Regions from separate parts of the Homo sapiens genome. Here region 1 is linked to region 2. Evidence: chromatin loops called from intact Hi-C (ENCODE). Cell type or tissue: IMR-90. All regions are shown on one strand. Links, peaks and the distances in the headings refer to the core of each region. The heading gives the core; the rest is flanking DNA. Region 1 overlaps RCSD1 (RCSD domain containing 1). Region 2 overlaps GPA33 (glycoprotein A33).

What was found. A loop is a pair of places that touch in the nucleus more often than their neighbours do. Peaks named below come from ENCODE experiments on the same cell type or tissue, not always from the same donor. Only the 100,000 strongest peaks of a DNase experiment are listed, where the experiment ranks them.
Region 1: it touches region 2 in a loop (7-fold over the local background); 12 of 110 quality-filtered maps call a loop at or near these places.

Annotation. Positions count from the first base shown.
Region 1 is chr1:167,685,347-167,690,722 of GRCh38, reverse strand. RCSD1 (RCSD domain containing 1) reads right to left here. Exons shown (of 7, transcript NM_052862.4): 3 at 5,213-5,302; 4 at 603-674. Among named protein-coding and RNA genes, the nearest start is that of TRP-CGG1-1, 27 kb to the left of the region's middle. RefSeq lists enhancers at 274-1,473, 2,701-2,880. In IMR-90, for the core only: a CTCF peak has its summit at 2,617 (motif pointing right); a DNase peak (open chromatin) is centred at 2,642; H3K27me3 peaks cover 473 bases.
Region 2 is chr1:167,064,609-167,069,984 of GRCh38, reverse strand. It overlaps GPA33 (glycoprotein A33), which reads left to right. Exons shown (of 7, transcript NM_005814.3): 3 at 847-1,063. GPA33-AS1 (GPA33 antisense RNA 1) reads right to left here. Exons shown (of 6, transcript XR_922249.3): 6 at 5,069-5,205. Among named protein-coding and RNA genes, the nearest start is that of GPA33-AS1, 15 kb to the right of the region's middle. RefSeq lists silencers at 750-963, 5,039-5,333. In IMR-90, for the core only: a CTCF peak has its summit at 3,181 (motif pointing left); no DNase peak of the experiment used is centred there; H3K4me3 peaks cover 163 bases; H3K27me3 peaks cover 1,345 bases.

The DNA of each region.
Region 1 (5,376 bases), core at 50-5,049, 620 kb before region 2:
ACTATGGTGTCCTTTCCCGTAAGACTCTTTTTTTTTCTTTTCGTTTTTGAAGACAGGAGCTTGCTCTGTTACTCAGGCTGGAGTGTAGTGAAGTGACCTCAGCTCAATACAGTCTCAACCTCCTGGGCCCAAGCGATCCTCTCACCTCGGTCTTCAGAGTAGCTGGGACTACAGGTGCACATCACCATGCCTGGCTAATTTTAAAATTTTTTGTAGAGATAGTGTCTCACTATGTTGCCCAGTCTGGTCTTGAACTCCTGGGCTCACGTGATCCTCCAGCCTCAGCCTCCCAAAGTGCTGGGATTATAGGGGTGAGCCCAGCCCCATACAGACTCTTGAGGTATCCCGTTACCCATCAACCCCCACCACTAAATGTCAAATACATGAGCTTGTGCTTGATGTGGTCCTTATGTTAGTTCTTTTCCCTCAGGCAGGGCTGTGAGATCCTTATCGTTTACTGCAATTTGATCACTGGCTGATTATTGGGGCCAATTATGCAGGTGACACATAGGCTACCCCTATGAGCCTCAAAGTCATGCAAATTTTGGATAAGAAGTGGAGTTAGATAAAAGGTAGCAATAGACAATGAATTCTGCACTTACCTGAAGCTTCTCAATCAGAGGCGAGCTCTTGACCTTGAATTTAGGAGGGTGGCTCGCATTGGGTGGTGATTTCTATGGAGCAAATCAACCAAAACAACCAGATAAGTAAGGTGAGGAAAGTGGGGTTCTGGTTGGAACCCAAAAGCCACAGGCAGAAGGAGAAGAGAAGTTGGTGTTGCCACTTTCTCATTAGTTCAGTAGCCCACATACTTCATTAGGGCCTGGGCGACGTGAACTTTCCCCCTCCCTCCCTCATCCCACCACAGCAAGATCTTCAAATCAGAATTAGAGAAGTCAGCGCCGACATCCTTAACACAGAAGGTCTCTCCCAGGAAGAGTGACTTCATTGTTGTTATGAAGGAAAACTATATCTGAGCAAGATCTTCACCTCATGACCTTCAACACTGTGAATCAACAATTTGGGGGATTTCAAAGACAAAGGGCAAAAATTACCATCCTGTTTGTCACACACACAACAAGAAACCAGACCAGGATGACAGAGGTATGACTGGAATTCCTCCCTGGACCCAGTGATATTTTGGAAAATCCCATCGATGGCATGATTTATAAATTATGATTTTCCAAAATGTTGAATATTTGAATATTCTTTTTCTTTTCTTTTCTTTTTTTTTTTTTTTTTGAGACAGAGTCCTGCTTGTTCCTCAATCTGGAGTGCAATGGCGCAATCTCGGCTCACTGCAACCTTCGCCTCCTGGGTTCAAGCAATTCTCCTGTCTCTGCCTCCCAAGTAGCTGGAATTACAGGCATGCACCACCATGCCTGGCTAGTTTTTGTATTTTTAGTAGAGACAGGGTTTCACCATGTTGGCCAGGTTGGTCTCGAACTCCTGACCTCAGGTGATCCACCCACCTCCCAAAGTGCTGGGATTACAGGCGTGAGCCACCACGCCCAGCCTGAATATTCTTTTTAACCAAGTAAACATTTACTGAGTATTTACTACGTCCCAGACATTGTGTGGGTCATACAAAGATGAGCATGATTCAGTCTCGGTGGCAGGAGCAGTCCGTGGCTGATGCATGTGTTACATAATCATACGTACTCTCTGTTAGTTGTAGATATTTTTGTGATGAATGAATGCCAGGAATCTTGTCTGCCTTCGGGATCCATATCATGTAAAAATATTAACTCTGTGTTTTGCGTAAAATCCCCACAAACATGTGAGAATGGTGACAGTGATAGGATGATGATGATGAAGAAAAGGAAGAGGATGACTTCCATGTGGTTGGACAGAGGCCAAGGCAGAGGAGGGATCTCCCCATAGTGTGGAGACCAATGTGTATGACCTGCTCCTTGACCCCATGTACTAATTTTCCTGAACAATAAGAAGAACTACACTGATCTCTTAGGAAGATTCTGAGATATTTATAATGTGAGATGATTGTGTTTTAGTGATGGAAGGAGGGAGGCTCACCCAACTGAACTCCTCGTGATCTTTTTACAGCCCAACACCAAGGGAGAGCATGGGCTGGACTTACAGGATCCCCACTCCTTCTAATTCTAGTTTTGGCAGGAGCCAGACGAAGCCCTTGGCCTCAGCCTCCTCTACCAAGATGCAGCTGGGCGGGAATAAATGATTCTAAGGACTCCTGCTGCCTCTGCCTCCATGTGTCTTCACTGTCGGGTATGTTCCTATAGCAGTCTTTCAAGGAGCTTTTTATCTAGGATGAGTATAAAGAGCTTCCAGCCCCAATGGAAGTGCCCTTGGTTTCTGTGCTTTACAGGGAAATTTCACACGGGCTGGGGTTTTCAGAGAAACTTTTAGAAACTGCAGCAACAATTTTGCTGATAAAGCTCACTTCATGTAATATTATTAGTTCTTCTCTTCCCCAGCTGACCACTGATTTCTGAAGTCTGTGGAAATTCAGTGGACCCTGCCCCTTAAACACAGTATAGTACTGGGGACCCAGCTGATGCTCCATAAAACCCTATTGATTTGAATTGCAAAGCAGAAAGAATCCAAAATAGCCTCTAGTGCAGTTCCTGGAAATGACAGCAGGTGGCATCATTTCCCTTACGGTTTAACAAGGGGCTTCAGGCAAGCGGCTGAGACTAACAATCCGGTGGAGAAAAACCAGCCTTCCATCCCTGTATATGTATATATATAGCTGTATTTACATGACATTATTACCACGTCTAGAAACTACGGACTAATTTCCAGATGGGAATGCTTTTCAGCCTTTTCTGAGTATAGGAGGCAGGATCTGTGGCTGCATTAAACACCCAACTTCAGCTGGTTCTTCCAGAGAGGGGTAACTCTTGGTCACCCTGCCATCAGGAGGGGCCCTGCAGTCAGCAGGTGCTGTCAGGGGGCTGACCCCACTGTCTCAGACCTGAGCAAGCATAGCGGGGCAGGGATGAAATGACCCTTCCTGGCACTGTGCATTGGGAACCGAGGGGTAGCCTGACCGGGTCCCTCCCTGCAGGCCCCCAAGGTTTCCAGCATTAGAGCCTCTGCAGGCTGAGCTACAGGAGTATGGAAGGAGAAATGTGGACAGCAGCCTCCAATTAGCCCTGCCAGACAAAGCAGGCTGCTCATTTTATTTCTATGTGAATTTCTTTTCTTTTTTTTTTTTTTTTGAGACGGAGTCTTGCTGTGTCACCCAGGCTGGAGTGCGGTGGCGCGATCTAGGCTCACTGCAAGCTCCGCCTCCGGGGTTCACGCCATTCTCCTGCCTAAGCCTCTCGAGTAGCTGGGACTACAGGCGCCTGCCACCACGCCTGCTAATTTTTTGTATTTTTAGTAGAGACGGGGTTTCACCGTGTTAGCCAGGATGGTCTCAATCTCCTGACCTCGTGATCCGCCCACCTCGGCCTCTCAAAGTGCTGGGATTACAGGCGTGAGCCACTACGCCCTGCTTCTATGTGAATTTCAAGGCCACGAAAAGTCATTGATCCCTGGAGGTAGTGTCCTTTCAATGTGCGAGCAGCCTGTCACTCCAGGCAGGATTTTCTAAAATCCGCCCTTGGACTTAACCAGCCCTTGGCCATTATAAGCCATTTAACTTCTGGGTGATGTGCCCCATGGGGTGAAACCTGTGAATGCATTTCCACAGAGCTGCCAGGATGGAGCTGTTTAACCCAATCACTAGCCTAACTCCCTCTGCTTTTACTCTAGGGGATAAAACTTCCCTAGCCAGCCTCCCTGATCTATCTGGTTAGTGATTTTGTCCTCAATTTCACAAATAAGAAAAATGATTCGGTATGGTGTGGTGACTTCTCCTGGGCCAAGCCCAGGCTATCAGGGGGCAGTCTCACATTAAGCTCTGAGTGGCCATAACCTCAACCCATTGCATAGCAGTGGAGACACTGAGCCCAGAGGTTGAAGGTTACAAGGAGAAGTTGATTCTCTGGAAAGAGAGGTTGTTGGTATGTGTTTGGTCACAGCACTGGCTGATGACCCCATAAAGCCACAGAATCATATTGTTGGCACTTGAAGAGACCCAAGGAAAACCTCAGTGTTTTTAAACTGTGCTCCTTGGGGTTCTCATCCAAGAATAAGACCCTTGGTCAGTGGGGAGAGAGTATTCTGAGAGCATTTGGGGCTCCAGGCCTCCCCTCCCCCATCTCACTTGGCCTGGGGCAGCGATGAGTTTCTGCTTTATCTTGTGGGCTTCTGTTTATAAGCCTTAGGTTGACAAAAAGGCTTGAAAACCATTGATCTATTTCAGCTGTTTCACTTTATAGATGAGAAAATGTAGGCATTAAGATGCTTGCCCAAGTTCACATAGGGCACCTAATGGCTATTGTCAGGATGCTGGTCCCCAAAAAAGAAGGGGAGAATAAAGAGGTTGTTGAAGTGGAATTTGGGAATGACATTGTCTTTGGCTTGCTTGCTGTATTTTGGGGTTGGCCTCCCAGGTGAGATGACAGAACATACAAATCCATTTCTGGCACAGACTATGACCACAGTGAAGGTTCATGGGTTGCTGGCATAAGGTGTGGAGAAGGCACTCCTGCAGCTACAATTAGATAAATAAAGATAGGAGAATATGCAGGCTAAGAACCTATTACTGGCTATGATCTATGATACCAGAGCCTTTATTATGTTGGTAACGTTGGCTATTTATATCTGAGGGCAACGAGGCCTCCTGTGCGCTCTGGTTTTCTTCCAGTGATCTTGAACAATAGCCAGGCTTTACAAGGATACTGCAGAATCACGGGGTTTTCTCATGCTTCCGTCCTGCCCTATGTAAGTGTAGCCCCCTTTCCAGGTACCTTCTCCACACCTTATTCCAAGATCACCTAAGTCAGATCTGGGAATAAAACAGAACTTTCCTGGCTCCTGAATTGGGTCTGTTAATAATATATGACCCATTCTCTTTGCTAAAATTCTCAGGCTTGGAAAATAGTGTTCGTGTCCTTGACAAATCATAAAGGAGCCTCAGTAAAAGGGAGCAGGGAGGAGCCTAGTTTCCAAAGTAAACGATTCAGGAAACATTTAAGAGGAGATTCACTCTGAAATGGAGAAATTCCCTGCACAGAGTCTGAGCTTTAAAGTATGAGTTTGGTGCCCCCTCCTCCAAACTTTCCTCAAGAAGAGGAAAGAAAACCCATCACAGCATCCTCTGAGCCCCAACAGCAGCACTTACCTCCTCACCATTCTGGCCCAGGTCTACCTTGGGGGGGAACAGGGGGAGGGAACAGGGCGGTTTCCTTCGGGTTGGTTTACTGGCTGGTGTCTGGAGGGAGGGCGACAGACAGACACACAGAGAAAAAGAGAGCACTGATCAGGCAACAGGGAGGAAGAGCAAGG
Region 2 (5,376 bases), core at 156-5,155:
GCAAGGTTTGGTTGTCTATCACTTCCATCACTCTTTGGGTGCAGAATTCGTGAATTATCATCTTCAAATGTCAGACACCTAGTAGATGCTCAGTTATAATAATGGCTAGCACTTCTAGAAACTTAACATGTCACATAATGCCCTAACTGCTTTGTGTATATTACTACTGTAATTCTCACTACAGTCCTGAGAGGCAGGTGTTATTGTCATCATCTCCATTTTGCAGAATAGTTAACAGAATCACTGGTGGAACATTTTGCTCAAGGTCATACAATTAGTACATGGCAGAATGGGGATTTGAATTGAAGCAGTCTGGCTTGAAAGTCTGTGATTTAGCCATTACCACATACAATTTGATAAATGATGAGTCTATCAATCAATCAGTACATTCCAAAGGCAAGAGTCAAGAAAATAAAGTGGGTTTGGCAGCCAAGGCTGGCTGCCCAGCATCATGCCTGGTACATGGAAGGTGCTCAGTAAATACTGATAGACTGAATGAGTGAGGATAGGCTATGGAGAAAATGGAATGGATAAGAGAGATGCCGGAGATTACAAGAGGTGAAAGTGCTGGGATCCCAGATGGACCCATTCACCCACATGTGTACTGCGGTATGAACTGCCTAACTTCTTTCAATATTTTCATTTTAAAAATAAACTAAAAAAATATATATATAATACAAGAAATCCACAAATGGGTAGCACATATGCGAGCTATTTGTTCTGAGGGGTTGGCAGGTCTGTGCTTCTGGGCCCTGGAAACTGGGGGATGAGGGTAGTCAGGGCAGGCTGGAAGCACCAGGCAAGGGCCTTTGGGTGAAGACCTGGTGCCATTTCTTCTCTCTCCAGGAAAGGGTGGTCATCTGGCCGTTTTCAAACAAAAACTACATCCATGGTGAGCTTTATAAGAATCGCGTCAGCATATCCAACAATGCTGAGCAGTCCGATGCCTCCATCACCATTGATCAGCTGACCATGGCTGACAACGGCACCTACGAGTGTTCTGTCTCGCTGATGTCAGACCTGGAGGGCAACACCAAGTCACGTGTCCGCCTGTTGGTCCTCGGTGAGTGTCTTCATGTCTTTCAGGAGTTGTAGGAAGAGGGTGGGCAGGTGGCAGCACAGGGAGAAGAGCCCAGGTGTTGAGACGAAGCCAGAGGCAGCAACAAGGAGCTAAGACTCCTCACCTCGTCCAGGCTGTCTTCAGCAGAGGGACCGCTCCTCCCTTTGGAACTAAACACTATTCTGAGTTCTCCGCCAATGGCCAACAGTCTCGAGGACAGAGAAGGCCGACTTGGAGTGGTCCCTTGCTCTGTCGGTGTCCTTTCCTCCATACCAGCTCCTCTTTTTCATACCACACTTATTACAAAGATAAAGGAAAATCTTAAATCCTATTGCAAAGACTCATTGTGCCTTAATTGGGTGCTCAGGGGGCCACATCATGATTCTCTTATATCTTTCCCTGCCGTAACTTTGGCTACCCAGCAGAAATTCTTCATGCCACCATCTGCTCACCCCCATCCCTCAACAGATACTCCATCAGTCAGGTTCTGCTCCCTTTGAAATGTGTCCCAAGATAACATTCTTTTCATAGGAATGACTTATTATTGGAATTTATAGTTTGGGAAGGATCTGAAAGATCATCTACTTTAATATCCTCATTTTGTAGATGAAGCCCAGAGAAAGGAAGGAACTGACTCAAAGTCAAATCGTTATTGGAAAATAACTGTTATTTAATGAGCACTTAGTCTATGTCCAATATAAGAAATGGCACCACTGCTGGGAGGTAGCAATGCTTTAAACCAAAACAAAGATCTTTTTTCCCTCTTCCTTTTACATAATTGATTGCATTTTATTTTTAATTAATATGTTTAATTTAAATTAAATTTATTTTAAAATTTAATTTAATTAATAATTAAGATATTTTTATTGCATAAGGTGGTTGCCTGACGTTTTGAAAGCATTATAGTGGGTCCAACTATACAACTATGCAAACTCGCATTGTATAAAGAATAACTAAGGTCTCCTTCCACCCTACCCCCTAGAGAGGTAGCCAATGGCAACACAGGTAGGTATTCCATATTTTCCTCATGTCCTTTCAACACACACACACTCTTGCATACTTTTCTCTTTTCCTTTCTTTCCTTTAAAAAAAATGGAATCATGTTATAAAGATCACTCTGCGTTTTTTCTTTCTAACCTTGTTTCATGCGCATTTCTCCAGATCGGCACATGCAGATCTACCGATTAACAGCATACATTCCATCACACGGAGGTACCATGATTTATTCAAGTGTTCCATACTGATGAATATTCAGGCTGTTAACATTTTTTTGTATGAACAATACTACAATAGACATCCCATACACACACGTACATATGTATGTTAGGGGTCCCTTAAATAGGTCTCATTTCCTTTGGGCAATGGAAGTATTAATGCACACTCCCCCGAAATCCTCCACATAAGCATTATATAAATGCTGATCCCTCTTCCTCCCAACCAGGGCCAGCCAGAAGGATACAAATTTAATCTGAGATTATGGAACTCGGTGAAACCAATGTTTTACTTTTTTAAAAAAGAAGAAGGGTCGGGTGCGGTAGCTCAAGCCTGTAATCCCAGCACTTTAGGAGGCCGAGGCGGAGACCAGCCTGAGCAACATAGCCAGACCTCCTCTCTACAAAATAAATAAATAAATAAATAAATAAATAAATTGAGGTGGAGGATCTCTTGAGTTGGGGAGGTCGAGGCTGCAATGAGCCGTGATCGAGCCGCTGCTCTCCCACCTGGGTGACAGAGACCGGCCTCAAAACAAACAAGCGAGCAAGCGAGCAAGCAAGCAAACAAACAAAAAACACAGAGAAAAGAAAGAGCCCATTTTTTTAATGCACTCGAAGAAACAAGTTTAAATTATATACATATAAACATATATAAACATAAATAAAAACATATATAAACATTCACACACACGTTTTCTTTCCTAATGGCTTTGCAGCTAGGCTATTTTAAGGCAGCCAGCCCACTGGGGCTGGATGACCTCAGTAAACCGAGGCGAGCATGAAGCTCCCAGCCCGGCGGCCCCTCAGCCCGCGCCTCGGGGCAGCACGCGTGGTCTCAGTCTCGGTTTCGGCTGGGAAAACTGGGGCTCCGGGACCGGGGACCCGGTGCTCCGGCCTCTGGCGCCCCCTGACGTCTGTAGCGGGAGTCGCAGGCTTCGGAGAGGCCTTGGCACCCGACTGGTTCCGTTTCCCCTCCCTCCCTATCACTGCTCCTCCAGTGAATATTCAGGTAACATCTGCATTCTGCTGGGGAGGTAAGACTGATAATATACCGAGTCCCCCGGAGGTCTCACGGGCCCCACATGTGTGGAAGGACGATTTGATCTGTTAAAGATCTGTTTGATCGGAGGTCCTACCTGTTTTTGACGGTGGAAGGCTGAGGGGAGAGACCTTAGTGAGGGATCTGGACAGGGTGAGAGCAGGGGTTCCTGGGTGAGGCCAGAGGGTTTAGGGGCTGGGAACTGACACATTCCGCCCTAAGGCTGATCTCTTTGGGAGTGGCTGGTCACTTCTTTGCCATTGTCTGTACCTCTGCCTCTGGAGAGAATTAAGGATTTGCTTTCAGCAGTTTTCCCTTAGAAAATGGTGGTTTCAGCAAAGCTATAACAGTTTTTGGATGCATTCGGATGCCTTTGAGTGCTCTGTAGATGCCAGTAGGCCTCAGTTACTTTTCTTCCCTTTTTGTCTTTTATCCCAAAGAAACCTGGTTGTAGAAAGGCTCTACTGTCAGTCATGCACACTTGGTGTGACTTTGGGGACACCTGGGACTCCTCAGGTGGGATTGGTGTTTTGCCCGCTCTCCAATTGTGGAATAAAGCCTTTGCTTCCGATTCAAGGCATTCCTGGGAAAAGGCTGAATGGTTTGGATGCGTGGAGAGGGATGCTCCCGTACCTCTGAAAAGCTCAAGAGATAAAGCTTGGCTCAGCAAGCCCATCCTAGGGGTCCTCTGGGAAGTGGTGTTCACCTTCTCTTGTTCCCCGGGGACCTGCTTGTTGGCTGCTGGTAAGAGTGGTCCTTAAGCCGCAGACTCCCCCTCCCCACACTGCTCCAGTCCCAGGGTCTGGTGCAGGATAGATGAGGCCCGGCCTTGAACTTTGGACCTCTTATGTTTAGGAACCATCCAAGGGAAAGTGACAATCAGGGAGGGCCTCTAATTTCCCTCATGCTCGCCCCACACCTGGCCAGCCCTCACTATGGCAGCAGGAGATGTTGGGCACACCCAACAATAGCCTGGCTCTTTCCAAGAGGAAATACTGTGGCTGCTGGGCTAGAGGGGAGTGGTGTGTGTGGAAGGGTTTCTCTCAGCAGCTGCCGGGTGGGGCCGAGATCAGAATGCACTCCTGATGCTCAGCGACCGTGCACCTGGATTATAGAATGGGCAGCACTGTTTATTGAGCGAGCAAGCCATCCAAGGGGATGTGAAAAGAAAGACGCAGAGGAGACAGGCTTGCCACCTAGGGATTCCAGGAGCAACCCTCTCCACTGTGTGTCCTCCCCTTCTCACCTCCAAGGACACGACCTGAAGTCTCAAGCATGCTTCATGCTGCTTCTTGCCTCTGAGCCTTTGCACATGCTGTTCACTCTGCCTGGAGTACCATCACCTCTTTCTCCGACCACCACTCCCACCTCCACCACTGGCCTTGTTTACTGTCATGCTTCCTTCACGTCACAGCTGATCTTGGGTTTGGGGCTGTTTTAGGCCTTATCTGCCCCAGCAGCCTTGCCTCCTGTCTGGTCATTGTTCAGCTACTTGTCTTTTGCCCCCACTAGATTCCTTGACCCACCCACTGTGTCCTCCAAGTGCCCAGCATTGTCAGACACACAGTAGGCACCCAGTGAGGTTTGTAGAATGAACCCAGCTCCACAATGGTATCTTGACAATGCTGAGTGAAAGGCACAGGCTTAAGCTTCCCAGAAATCCAGGGAATCGGGTTGGGGTTGTGAGATGAGGGTGGCTGCCGTTCTGGGTAACCTCCAGTCTATGGGCTTCCCTCTCCTTACCTCTGCGCCCTCTGCCTGCTCGAGTCCCCTCAGTCCTCATCCTTCACCCTGCACATAACTTTACTGCTGCCTGTGGGTCCGCCCATCATCCCGTGCTTATGGCAACTGCTTCCGCCCATCATCCCGTGCTTATGGCAACTGCACGTTATCTGCAAAGCACAGGAGGAGGATGGTGCTGAACCCAGAAAGAACATTACTAAGAAGTTAAGAGTGGAAGGCTTCAGAGATCACTTAGTTCAGGGGTAGGCAAACTAGGACCAAATCCAGCCCACAGACTGTTTTTACATTTCTAACATACTATTTAAAGAGAAAAAGTAGCA